Regions from separate parts of the Homo sapiens genome. Here regions 2, 3 and 4 are each linked to region 1. Evidence: chromatin contacts called from ENCODE Hi-C or POLR2A ChIA-PET data. All regions are on one chromosome and are shown on one strand. The core of a region is the stretch at or near the end of the contact, and the rest is flanking DNA. Distances in the headings are between cores, read along the strand shown. Region 1 has its middle 61 kb from the start of RPRD1B. Region 2 overlaps KIAA1755. Region 3 overlaps TTI1 (TELO2 interacting protein 1). Region 4 has its middle 19 kb from the start of TGM2.

Region 1 (3,032 bases), core at 280-2,779:
CCTTTTGAAGCAAGTGATATGTTTGGAAGGATCATAAACCTGTCCACTGGGTAATGGCAGCATCTGCCAGAAGAAGTGGGGTTATCTTATGGTGCAAAAACCTCTGTAGTAGGTGTGGTTCATCAAGACTGCAACCCAGATAAGTCCAGTATTAGGAAAATTGAGACTGCATTACCCAAGTTCTGTTAAAATATGAAAGTTGGATGTTACATGTGAATCTCAAGAGACAAGATCTCCTTCTGTGTCCCCAGATTTCATGGTCTAATTTCTTCACTCCTCCCTATAAATAGTAAGTCCATGATTCTTCTGGTTTAATTAGCACTTCAGGCTACAAAATGACTTTGAGGTCTTCAGAGCTGAAGATGGAGCTACCCAAGAGTCCATGAATCTGTCAAAATGCTTATCCTTTGTGACTAGAGCCATTAACTCTCTGTGTCACCTTCCTGGGCAAGGTATTTTCCTCTCTGGGCCTCAGTTTTTTCTTTCTTTTTTTTTTTTTTTTTTTTTTTTTTCTTTTTGAGACAGGATCTAACTCTTGCCCAGGCTGGTGCAACCTTAGCTCACTGCAGCCTCAATCTCCTCGTCTCAAGCTATCCTCCTATCTCAGCCTCTCAAGGAGCTAGGACTACAGGCATCTACCCACGCCTGGCCAATTTTTTTCTTTTCTTGACTTTTTTTAGAGATAGGGACTCACTATGTTGTCTAGGCTTGTCTCGAATTCTTGGGCTCAAGCAATCCTCCCGCCTTGACCTCCCAAAGTGCTAGGATTGTAGGCATGAGCCACCACAGCCAGCCTCAGCTTTCTTACCTGCAAAATGTAGTATTGGACTAAATTATCTCTAGGTTTTCTGCGAGCCCTAAAAGCTACGATTGTTGTGCTGCATAAGAAGCATATGGGACTGAAGTCTGAGAACTCTGGATGGTATATCCTGGGCACGCAGTACTATTTGTTAGAGAAATGAATAGTATCACCATTGTGCTGTGTATACATAGGAAACCCTGGAGACCATAGTCTAAAGATCGGGGCACAGGAGACAGTGCCACGACCGGGAAGATGGGAGTAAACACAGTAGTTCACTGCACAAAATTCATATTTGGTTTATTTGGGATCTTTAAGAAAAAGCCATTTGCTAGCATGGTTTCCTCTTTTACTTTCTCCTGGAATAATTCATCTGGCTAAAGCTCATCGCTCACTGCTACCTCTGTAGGATTTTCCATTTAAAAATCATGCTTCCACTCTGAGGCACAGATTCAATTAAGAATCCATTCTCCTGTACAGTAGGTTGGGATTCATACAGCTTTATGTAGTGTTGAAAGCCCAGTGTGTTCACTTTTTTTAGACTCAAATAGTTATTTTGCATTAAAAATTCATTTCTACCATTGGTTTGATAAATATTAAAATTAGCAGGCCATTTATCTAGTATTTTTTGTGAATAAGAGGCAGCTGTGATGAGTGAAAACTCATATCTTCTCATCTCCTCTCACTATGATGACCTTGGGCAAGTCACTCAGCCCTTGGGGACCTCAGCTGCTTCTTACAGGAAATGAGTAGGGTTGATTACGTAACCTCTGAAGTCCTGTGACTAGGTTTTCAGAATATTTCTTCCTACTGAGAATCTTAATAAACTCAGTACCTGAATAATGTACTCCATAGATTTTAAAATACTCACTATACAAATTCTTAGGAAAGAAAGTAGTTACCAACATACTTGTTAATAACTGAGATGTTTGTAAAAAGGGCCTAGTGCTTTGGTACAAATTAGGGACTCAGTGGTGGCTGTTACTATGTTAAATAATGAATGCAGGTATTTATAAACACATGTAACAAGATTAAAATAGATGTCTGCTGGAAGGAGTAATAGAGACCACATGGCTAGACCATCTGCAGCATTTACAACAGAGTGGTCAAAAACCTGTCATCCTCAACCCCCCTCACCCACTTTAAGGGTATGAAAAGAGTCAGGAGTTAAGAGGTAAAGGAAGAGGATTTGGGATGAGAATTATTTGAAAAGGGCCATTGGTGTGTTTGGCATCTCCCTAGTGGGAGCAGTGGGTGCCACCTACACTTTATCTCAAGATTAGGGGAAAGGGCCTCCATGGAGCTTAGTATGTGTCCCTGATCTGGTGGATTAAACAGACCCCTGCCTGGAAAAGTCTGAAGGATGAGATGCCAGTGCTGGCTAAGTGTTTGATGACGAAGCAAGGGAGAGGCTGGGTGCAGACTCCACTCCTAGAGTTTGTCAGGGCAGAGCATGCATGTAGAAGAACTGGCCTGCATCCTGGGGTGATAGAGCCTGGGCAAGAGGCCCGGGGTTTCAAGGAGGCGAACTTCAGACTCACAGTGCTGAGGAAGGAGTAGAGCAAAGAGCCAGGGAGAAACCCTCACCCCAAGAGACCCCAGGTGATGGGAGATGAGGATGGGAGACTGGGGGAAGGGAGGGGAGGAACCACTCCAAGGAGCATCTGAGGAGCCCATGGGGGAAGGAAGCTGTTAAACTTTGTTAAACTTTTGCCCAGCAGCGCCCAGTCACCACCACCAGACCTTAAGGACTGTCTCTTGCTGCTGCTTCACTCCCACTGCTGTGTCCCTGGAAGGGTCAGAAACGGTAAACAAGGGAGGCCTCCCTTCCCGGATGCTGGCCTCCCTTCCCAGATGCTGGCCTCTCGCCCCCAGCAGACCCAGAGAGGTCACCTTCACATGATAGGCTATTTTGATTGTAACATGGGCTTGCACATTTACATCTCTGAAATGAGACTGTTTTTACACTTTAAGTGTGACTACAGGAATTTTTTTAAATAAAAATGACTAGAGAAGTTATGGAGGCCTGGGTTTTTCTTTGAGAGTTACAGGATACATTAGCCCCACAAATTGGATTTCAAGGGACATAGGAGACAAAGTTGCTTTGCGATTGCAGTTCCCCAATCCTGCCTGTGTACTATGGTGGTTACACACACATGATTCATTTTAGGACCTTTAATTCTTGGTTCCCCTTTCCATTTTTGTTACTTAAAAAGTTCATTTTCACAACCTC
Region 2 (3,032 bases), core at 533-3,032, 130 kb after region 1:
GCCCCAAGGATGCCTGCCTGGCCTTTGAAGGATCGCCAGCTTGGTGTCCTTTCTCCAGAACAAAGCACCTGACTAGGGACGGGCCCAGAGTCGGGGCTTTCCTGTGGAATGTGGCCAGGCAGAACCCCCACACCCCAAGCCAGACACCCCTTTCACCTGGTGAATGGCAGCTTCCAGGCGGCCCAGGCGGACACGGAGCTCCAGCTTCCCCAGGAGGCTGTTGGAAGCGGTGACCAGAACATGAAGCTGCTCGTCCACAAGGCTGTACAAGGCAGTGGCTGCAGCCAGATGGCTCCTGGGAGGTGGGCGGAGGTGAGAAAAGGCCTCTGTTGCCCTCTTCACCCTGCTGTACTTCTGTCCCGCATAGGCCTGCCCCTCCATCTCTGTGGCCCCAGCCTGGGTTTCCAGCTAACTTGCTGTGTGACTGTGGGCAGGCCCTTCACCAAGGGCCTCAGCCTTGGTCTTCCATGGGACTGGGAGGACAAGAGAACACAGTAGGAAGTGAACTGACCCTCCCCCTTCCCTAGAAGGGAATGAAGCTGGCCGGACAGATCTGGGTTCAAAGCCCAGCTCTGCTGCCTTCTAGTAGGAGGCTCTGTGCAAATTTCTCAACCTTTCTATGTCTCTGCTTTTTATTCTGTGAGGTGGAGATAATCACAGAACCCACTTCATAGCATGGTTGTAAGGATTAAATGATCTAACGCCCTGGCCCTCAACTCTAGCTATACATTATAACCTGCCCTGGGAGCTTTAACAAATCTTAGTGCCCTGCCCCAGGCCAACAAAGTCAGACTCTGAGTGCAACCAACACACTGATGTTTCCCTTTTTTTTTTTTTTTTTTTTTTGAGACGGAGTCTCACTCTGTCACCCAGGCTGGTCACCCAGGCTAGAGTGCAGTGGCGCGATCTCCATTCACTGCAACCTCTGCCTCCTGGGTTCCAACGATTCTCCTGCCTCAGCCTCCTGGGTAGCTGGGATTACAGGCACGCACCACCATGCCGGGCTAATTTTTGTATTTTTAGTAGAGACAGGGTTTCACATATTGGCCAGGCTGGTCTTGAACTCCTGACTTCAGGTGATCTGTCTGCCTCAGCCTCCAAAAGTGCTGGCATTATAGGCATAAGCCACCACGCCCGGCTGAGACACTGATGCTTTCTAAAGCACCTCAGGCGGTTCCAGGGACAGCCAGGGCAGAGAACCAGCGCTCATGCGTGCAAAACACTTAACACAGTGCCCAGCGCACGATGTTTGTCAGGTCCGTGCTATTTCTATTGCAATGGTGGGAAGTAGCTGCAACATGCCTGCCGGCCCTGCCTCCATTTCACAGATGGGAAAACTGAGGTCAAGGGAGGGGAATCGACTTGCAGATGACAACCTGAGTTGGAACCCCACCCAGGGCTGTTTCTGCACATAATTTTAAAAAATGCTCAAAGCCACAAGTCACTAAGGAAGAAGTGTGGATGGGATTTCAGGCATGGTGATATTTGTGTGAAGGGAGGAATCTCCAACCCTGCTCTGCCCTCCTCTGCCTTCAGAGGGAAAATGGAAGAGAGAAGATGGAAGAAAAGCTTTTGACTTCCTGGAGGGTGCTTTGCTCTACCTCAGCCTCCCCATCTGACTGCAGCTCCCCACGGGTTGCCACCCTTGCAGGGAAGAGGTGTGGCCCAGGGTGCGTGAATAGGATAGAAAATCTCTGCCTGCCTGGAGAGGGAGGGACGGAGGGACGGGGACAGCCTAGGGGCTGCAGGGACCCGCTGCAGAACAAACGCCCACAGCAGCTCATGTGGGACCACAGTGACCCCTGCTGGAGATGCTGGTAGCTGCGGGTCTGCGGGGCCTCGGATGGACAGGAGGGGCCTGGGCTGGTGGGGCAGGTAAGGGTGGAAGAGGCTGAGAAAGGCAGTGCCAACCCCCACCAGGCACTGAGGGGCAGGGAGATGACCCCATACCAGTGCTGCCCGTGCGTCCATCTGTGTAAGCCTGCTCTCAAGTCTAGTGCAGCTCTGGGTGGTGTGTTCAAGATTCTGGGACCAGACTGCCTGGATTCAAGTCCGGGCCCCACCACATCCCAGCTATGTGACCCTGGACTAATCACTTACCTTCTCTGAGCCTCAGGTTCCTCCACTGTAAAATAGGCATAATATCTGCAGCTACCTCGGAGTGAATTAAGTGAGCTGGTATTTGTAAATCCCTGAGAAAAATGCTGGACACATACAAAGTGCTATTTAGGTCTTGGTTCTGTAAACAAAATGTTCTTAAAAGCTCATGCATACCAGCCCTTGACTTTGAATATAAGTAGCTGTGTTCTAAGAGGGTGAAAATACTTGCAATTACTGACCAATTTAATGACTGACTTTTCCCCACCCCCTAAATTTAAGAAAGCTGGGACTTTCCAGGAATGTCTATAATTTATTCTGGCTCTGAGACCCCTGAGACACCATGAGGTTCTCACAAGTGTGTCTGAGCAGCCTACCGGGAAAGGCAGGGCCGGGTAGGGGTTAAATGCCCAGAAGGCCTGGCTTCAAATCCCTTACCAGCCGCTGTCTAGCTGCTATTTCCCTTCGCTGAGCCTCAGTTACCCATCAGCCAAATGGACAATGTGGACCTCACAGGGTTCTTGCCAGAAATAAATGAGGCAGGCTCTTGCAGGGGTTCAGCGTGGTGTGTGGGTCAGAGAAAGTGCTTTTCCAAAAGGGTGACCAGAAATGGGTAGGCGACATCCTCTGATGCCCATCCCAGGCTCAAGATGGCTGGGGCTGAAGGAGGGAAAGCAGAGAAGGGGCGAGGAAATTGCCAGGGCTCAGGGCAGGTTTCTGTGACCAGGCGTCAGCCTGGGATACAGGCCCTGCAACTACTGCAAAGCTGGGCGCCCTCGGGGCTCAGCTATGTGTGCCCTAGGTGGTGTGGTCCCAGCTCCAAGCTCCTGGGCCAGAAACAGGATGGGGTGGAAGAGGAAAGGCCTGGACGTCTGTACCTGACATCAGGGCTGAAGTCCAGCCTGCTGGCATCATGCTGCAGCCTGGCCAGGGTG
Region 3 (3,032 bases), core at 291-2,790, 100 kb before region 1:
AGCAACGATTTACTCTCCAAATAAATACTACCAATTACCTTTGCAGCTATACATGCTCGTTTGACTTAACTATGTTTACCTGTTCAAAACCATTCATCTATCGATCTAACGCCAACATGCATACTCACACAGAGACCCATATCAAAAATATTTAAATGCAACATGGGCAGGACTTAAAACCGTAAACACCAGTAGAAGCAAATGATGCTAACCATACCTCTGAAGTGCCACAAGATAAAGTATCATAAATGCAGAGGAATGATTCCATTGCTTTGTGCATATTTAAAAGGATATGGCGCTGAGAGGTCCAATCTGTTATAGACAATTCAAAAATAAGCCAGAATCTAGGAGGGTTTACATCCCACTGGGGCGAGATTTAAAAGCAGCCCTTTCCATCTGGCCAGTTCTCCTGCCTCCAGGAACCCTGCAAGCCTAGATCCCACGACAGTGTATTGGGCACAGATTTCAAAGTGGCATTCTGTGCTGAGCACTATGAGGGCTGACTCGGACCTTTCCCCCAGCTGGCTGCACTCTCGGGCCACATTGTTTCCTGCCCCTCCCTGGAAGGTATGTACCCTTGAAGATAAAGACATCTTCATAGCAGCCTAGGTAGGCTTGCCCACCTCCTGCCTGAACTGTTTTCCTGTAACCTGTGCTCTGGCACTAAGCCAGCAGCCTCCACTCACGGATGCCTTCAGAAACAGCTCTAGGAAATGTCCTTCTGTATTTACTGCAAGGACGTTGAGGATATTAGTCACAACAGTACCCAGTGTTCTTTTAAGATGACCCACAGAGAAATTTTCCTCAAGCGTCAGTAATAAGGAAAGCCATGCTTCTTTCTGAAAAGCTTTCTTTCCTTTTCTTTTTAAAAACTCTTATTCAGGTACTTCCTGTACCATTTTCCTCTTTGCTGTCTGTCAGGAAGCACAGAGCCACTCTGAAAGCTCCTCTCTAGCAAGGGTGCAGGGCTCTAACTGTATTGTCTATATTAACCTCAACTCGGTCTCATCTTGTTTTTGCTGTTATTTTTCCATTTAAAAAATTTCTTCACTTCCTTCCTTTTTTCTTTGTTGCAAACAATTTATAAGATGTTCCAAGTCATTTTCGGAATAAGAAGAAATTTAAATAATGATTCACAACTACTATTTAGTGACTTTTACTCTGTGGTGGTATTTTGTGCTACCTGACTTTACTGAATCCTTGTCGTCATTGTAGTAGGTGAAATAAGCAAAATAACATACATGCTTTTTTCGGTCTTATAGATGAGAAAACAGAGACTTTGAGAAGTGAATTAATTTGCCAAGGTTATCTTGTTATTGAACAACAATGTGAGGCCTTGGTAGTTATCTCTGAAAATCTTCAACTCTCAACACAGCACTTGGCTCATCATAAGAGACCCAATAAAAATCTTTTAAAATACATCTATACAATAAGACAAATAGAGATCATCTCCCTGGCTACTTTATTTACTCAGTACTGAGACAACATTTACTTCCACGCCTCTGAGGTGTTCGAGAGGGATGACAGAGCCTGCAGAATGAGGAAATGACTACCCTGTGGTCGACCACAGCCTCTGATGACCAAAACCCACTTTGTGCAGGCGGTGCTGCGACCAGGCTCGATCTGTCATCGAGAACATTCTGCTCCCAACCTGGCACGGCATGCACTGTGCACACACACCCCACGCTTGGCTTTCCTACCGGGTGGTAAGATGGTTGACCCTGGCAGGTTATCAGTGACATGACAACACCAAGGAAGAAGGGACAGAATTGGCAGCACTGAATTTAAGTAGATTTAAGTAGCCCAGAGGTCCCTGCCTTCAGTTCTGAAACCCAGCAACCCACTTTGTTTGTAATCTGCCTGCCAGATGTCTCTTATCTTTGACACCATGAAATCAGGCCTATATATGCACAGTGAACAGCTCCAGATCTGAGTGTATTTTTAGAACAATGGGACTCAAAAAGAAAACCAGCAATGCCTGTCAAAAGATGGATAATAGGAAAGCTAACTACTTGGGTTTGGATTTGTCAACTATTAATCAAGTGTCAAAAGGAAAAAATATTAGGTGTGTCCTCATTTCCATGCTGGGTGCAATCCAAGGGGGAACAGCTTTGCAGTCCAAGCTCAGCCAAACTGCCCACACCATTTAAGGGGATGAGCTACTAATTTCAAGCTCAGCTGAACTAATGGATCACCTCTGTGGCTCCTCATCCGTTCAAATATAATAGGCTCATGTGTGGGTAAAGAGAGGAGTTGGGGCTCTGACAGGGATGAAATGAATGAGCCTGTGCCGGTCTGTGTTCGTCCAGGGTTTGAAGGCACCAGCTGGTTCTTTGATGGGATGGGATCCTACTGCTAGAAAGAGAGCAGGGAAGTCAGTCTGTAAATGAACCTTCAAACCCGGTCCTGACTTCTGCAAACAGTGGTGGCACAATTAACATGAAAAAGATCCTTTTGAGGTGAAATCCCCAGTTCAGATTTTAGTAAGGATGAAGCAGGCTTACAACTAGAAATTCTGTGGCCAGTGTCTATGTGTATGAGTAACATACACATCATGTATAACATATTTGGGAAATTTACATACATGTACCCCACATAGGTGTGTACACAGATGTAAATATACCTTCAGAACATAAGCAGAGGGTAGAGGCCCCTATCTTGTTCCCTCTAATTCCAGTCCCTAGAACAGTACCTGGAGACTCCTTGGACATACTAACGTGATTCATCCACAAGCACCCTATGAGAATGGAGTTTTCATCACCCCCAGTTTACAGAGGAAGAAAATGAAATGAAGCTAAATCATTTGCTCAAGGTCACATGGCCAGTAAGATCTGAACCTCGGTTTGTCCAAAGCAAGACTGCTACTTTTTCTCTCACACACAATGGCGAGGCAGAGGGAGCTGGAATGGCAACCTCCCCAGCGCCCCATCAGGGGCTACAGCAATAACAGCATCCAGGACTTGCGTGGCCAGAAGGTACACCAGCTGGTCACCACCTGCTGGCACCCTGCATCCCTATCTGGGCTCTGGGGT
Region 4 (3,032 bases), core at 311-2,810, 90 kb after region 1:
CTACAGTGCCTGGTCACCAACTCTTGGGTGTTGAGAAGTGGTGATGGGGCATCAGCCGCATCTGATGGCTGGAGTGAAGCTAAGGTGACAAACTCCTGAAGACAATAGTTCCCAAGCTTCTGGGTGGTGGCAGAGGCAGCAGCTTTCCTGGGCAGGCCAGTTTAGCGGTGACATTCTAAGAATCGCTCCTAGAAGCCCAGGTCCCTTGCTTCAGAATTTTCCATGATTTTGCAAGAACACAACTTCTCGCATTAAATCTCCCTATGTTGAAAGTAGTGAATGTGGTTTCTGTGTCCTGCACCTGCACTCTGGGTGATATAAGCTACATCTTTGAGCCTGTTGGCAACTATTTCCTTAGACTAAATCTCTACCATGGAACTTATAAGTCAAGAATTCATTTTTTTTTGTTTATTTAAATAGTTTTACTGAGACATAATGAACATACCATGTTTAAAGTGTACAATTTGACGTTTAGTGTATTCACAAAGTTGTAGATCTATCATCATCATCTAATTTTGGAACATTTCTTCACCCCAAAAAGAAATTTCATGCCCATTAGGAGTCAATTCCTTACCTCTCTCCCCACTCCTAGGCAACCGTGAACCTATTTCCTATCTTTATAGGTTTACTTATTCTGGGCATTTCATATAAATCAAATTATACAATATGTTATCTTTTGTGGCTGCCTTCTTTCACTTAGCATAATGTTTTCAAGGTTCATCCATGTCGTGGCACATATCAGAATTGTATTTCTTTTTATTACTGGATAATGTTCTGTTATATGAATATACCGCATTTTATTTATCCATTCATCAGCTGATAGACATTCGGGTACTCTCCACTTTTATTTTATTTTTAGAGACAGGGTCTTGTTCTGTAGCCCAGGCTGCAGTGCAGTGGCACAATCACAGCTCACTGCAGTCTCAACCTCCTGGGCTCAAGCGATCCTCCCCCCTTAGCCTCCTGAGTAGCTGGGACTACAGATGCGTGCTACCACACTTGGCTAATTTTATCTTATTTTATTTTATTGTAGAGACAAGGTCTCGCTATGTTGCCTAACCTGATCTCAAACTCCTGGGCTGAAGCGATCCTCCTGCCTCAGCCTCCCAAAGTGTTAGGATTACAGTCGTGGGCTACTGAGCCTGGCTTGTTTCCACTTTTAAACTCTTGTGAATAATGATACTGTGAACATTTGTGTACGTGTTTTTGTGCGGATGTATATTTTAATTTCTCTTGGGGAGGCTTGTGTCAGTGAAAGTTGGGGTGTTGGTCGGGGGCCGAGCAGGCTGTAGTGGTACTTGGGAAGGAGAAGGAAGGGGAATGGAGGCTTACTGTAACATCCAAAAAGCATGATGATAAAATTGCAATTGGATTGTGCCTGCATTTCTTCTGGAAAACAAGACTTGAATGCAAAGACAGCACCAAACAAATCTAGAATGACGAGCCTCAACATGTAGTCTAACAAGATGGTTTCAGGCCCAAGTGATGTAACTGGTGGAATTTGGAGGAAGAATCCTTCCTTTGAAGTTTTTCTATATTGTTGTGCTGAGAACGCTTCATGGTATTCAGTCAACTGGAGCGTGTACGTGGAGTTTTGATATTGCCGCCTGCCTTTGGCCAGCAGAACAGTTTACTCCTCCAAGAGCTCACTCAGGTGAAAAGTCAGGAATTTACTCAGACATTCTGACACATGTGTCATCAATCTTGGCGTTTCCTCCCCCTGACATTGATTTATTACAGTCTCTGGCTCCGTCTATGTGTGGATGGAAGATGTCTGGGAAAGTCAGAGAAGCCTGTTACGAGTTTGGTCTCCAAATCCAAGGATTGATATTTTTGCCGGATTGGACTACTTCTGTTTGAAAAAGAGGCCGGGCGTGGTGGCTCATGCCTGTAATCCCAGCACTTTGGGAGGCCGAGGCGGGTGGATCACCTGAGGTCAGGAGTTCGAGACCAGCCTGGCCAACATGGTGAAACCCCGTCTTTATTAAAAATACAAAAAAATTAGCTGGACCTGGTGGCACATGCCTGTAGTCAATCCCAGACACTCAGGAGGCTGAAGTATGAGAATTGCTTGAATCCAGGAGGCGGAGGATGCAGTGAGCCAAGGTCACACCACTGCACTACAGCCTGGGTGACAGAGTGAGACTCCATATCAATACAAAAAAAAAAAAAAACGAAAGAAAAAAAAAAAGAAAAGGGTGGTGGTGGGAGTTATTGTTGGTTATCTCCTGGTACTTGTCTTCCTCTTCTTCTCTAATAAAGGAATTTTTAGCAGAGAAAAAAACATTTCTCTTGGATCTATATACCTAGAAGTGGAATTGCTGGATCACATGGTAACTCAATGTTTAACTTTTTCAGGGACTACCGAACCGCCTTCCAAAGTTGTTGCACGATTTCACATTCCCACTAGCAATGTATGAATTTCCAATTGTTCCATATCCTCGCCAAAACTTAATGTTGTCTCTCATTTTCGTTAGAGCCAGTCTAGTGGGTATGAAGTCATATTTCATGGTTTAGATAGACATTTCCCTAATGACTGAAGATGCTGAACATCTTTTCATGTGCTTACTGGCCATTTGCATGTCTTCTTTGGAGAAATATCTCTTCAAATCCTTTGCCCATTTTTAGGTTATTTGACTTTTATTTATTTATTTAGAGACAGAGTCTCACTCTGTTGCCCAGGCTGGAGTGCAGTGGCACACCCTCGGCTCACTGCAACTTCCACCTCCCGAGTTCAGGTGATTCTCATGCCTCAGCCTACCCAGTAGCTGGGACTACAGGTGCCAGCCACCATGCCCAGCTAATTTTTGTATTTTTGGTAGAGATGGGGTTTCACCATGTTGGCCAGGTTGGTCTCAAACTCCTGACCTCAAGTGATCCACCTGCCTTGGCCTCCCAAAGTGCTGGGATTACAGGTGTAAGCCACTGCACCTGGCCCCTTACATTTTATTATGTATATGAGTTGCAAAGCTTCCTTATATACTCTGGATACAAATCCCTTAATAAGATATGTGATTTTCCTTTTTTTTTAG

Evidence for each region. Hi-C counts contacts between places; a loop is a spot of excess contacts on that map. ChIA-PET counts read pairs that join two places held with the same protein, here RNA polymerase II (POLR2A). Pooled maps may share reads with other maps.
Region 2: a loop to region 1 is called in a pooled map, with 3 times the contacts of the local background. The contact joins two enhancer-like sites. A Hi-C loop is called at or near these places in 4 of 50 pooled maps. POLR2A ChIA-PET finds 5 or more read pairs at or near these places in 8 of 52 experiments (AG04449, Caco-2, GM10248 and 5 more).
Region 3: a map with no recorded cell type shows a loop between it and region 1 (14-fold over the local background). The contact joins two enhancer-like sites. A Hi-C loop is called at or near these places in 6 of 37 single-sample maps with no recorded cell type and 7 of 50 pooled maps. POLR2A ChIA-PET finds 5 or more read pairs at or near these places in 1 of 52 experiments (OCI-LY7).
Region 4: a loop to region 1 is called in a map with no recorded cell type, with 7 times the contacts of the local background. The contact joins two enhancer-like sites. A Hi-C loop is called at or near these places in 1 of 168 maps with a recorded cell type or tissue (heart right ventricle), 4 of 37 single-sample maps with no recorded cell type and 3 of 50 pooled maps. POLR2A ChIA-PET finds 5 or more read pairs at or near these places in 5 of 52 experiments (BJ, GM12878, Panc1 and 2 more).

Annotation. Positions count from the first base shown.
Region 1 is chr20:38,092,967-38,095,998 of GRCh38, forward strand. No RefSeq gene overlaps it. Among named protein-coding and RNA genes, the nearest start is that of RPRD1B, 61 kb to the left of the region's middle. RefSeq lists silencers at 1-235, 2,848-2,907. Within about 2 kb of position 1,530, at least 20 of the 41 ENCODE cell types and tissues checked have a DNase peak (open chromatin) inside an H3K27ac peak, as active enhancers do.
Region 2 is chr20:38,219,474-38,222,505 of GRCh38, forward strand. KIAA1755 reads right to left here. Exons shown (of 14, transcript NM_001029864.2): 10 at 2,976-3,032; 11 at 157-295. Among named protein-coding and RNA genes, the nearest start is that of KIAA1755, 40 kb to the right of the region's middle. RefSeq lists an enhancer at 1-157. Within about 2 kb of position 1,783, at least 2 of the 41 ENCODE cell types and tissues checked have a DNase peak (open chromatin) inside an H3K27ac peak, as active enhancers do.
Region 3 is chr20:37,989,156-37,992,187 of GRCh38, forward strand. The region is part of intron 7 of TTI1 (TELO2 interacting protein 1); the gene reads right to left. Among named protein-coding and RNA genes, the nearest start is that of TTI1, 43 kb to the right of the region's middle. RefSeq lists an enhancer at 1,430-1,509. Within about 2 kb of position 1,541, at least 24 of the 41 ENCODE cell types and tissues checked have a DNase peak (open chromatin) inside an H3K27ac peak, as active enhancers do.
Region 4 is chr20:38,182,656-38,185,687 of GRCh38, forward strand. No RefSeq gene overlaps it. Among named protein-coding and RNA genes, the nearest start is that of TGM2, 19 kb to the left of the region's middle. Within about 2 kb of position 1,561, at least 2 of the 41 ENCODE cell types and tissues checked have a DNase peak (open chromatin) inside an H3K27ac peak, as active enhancers do.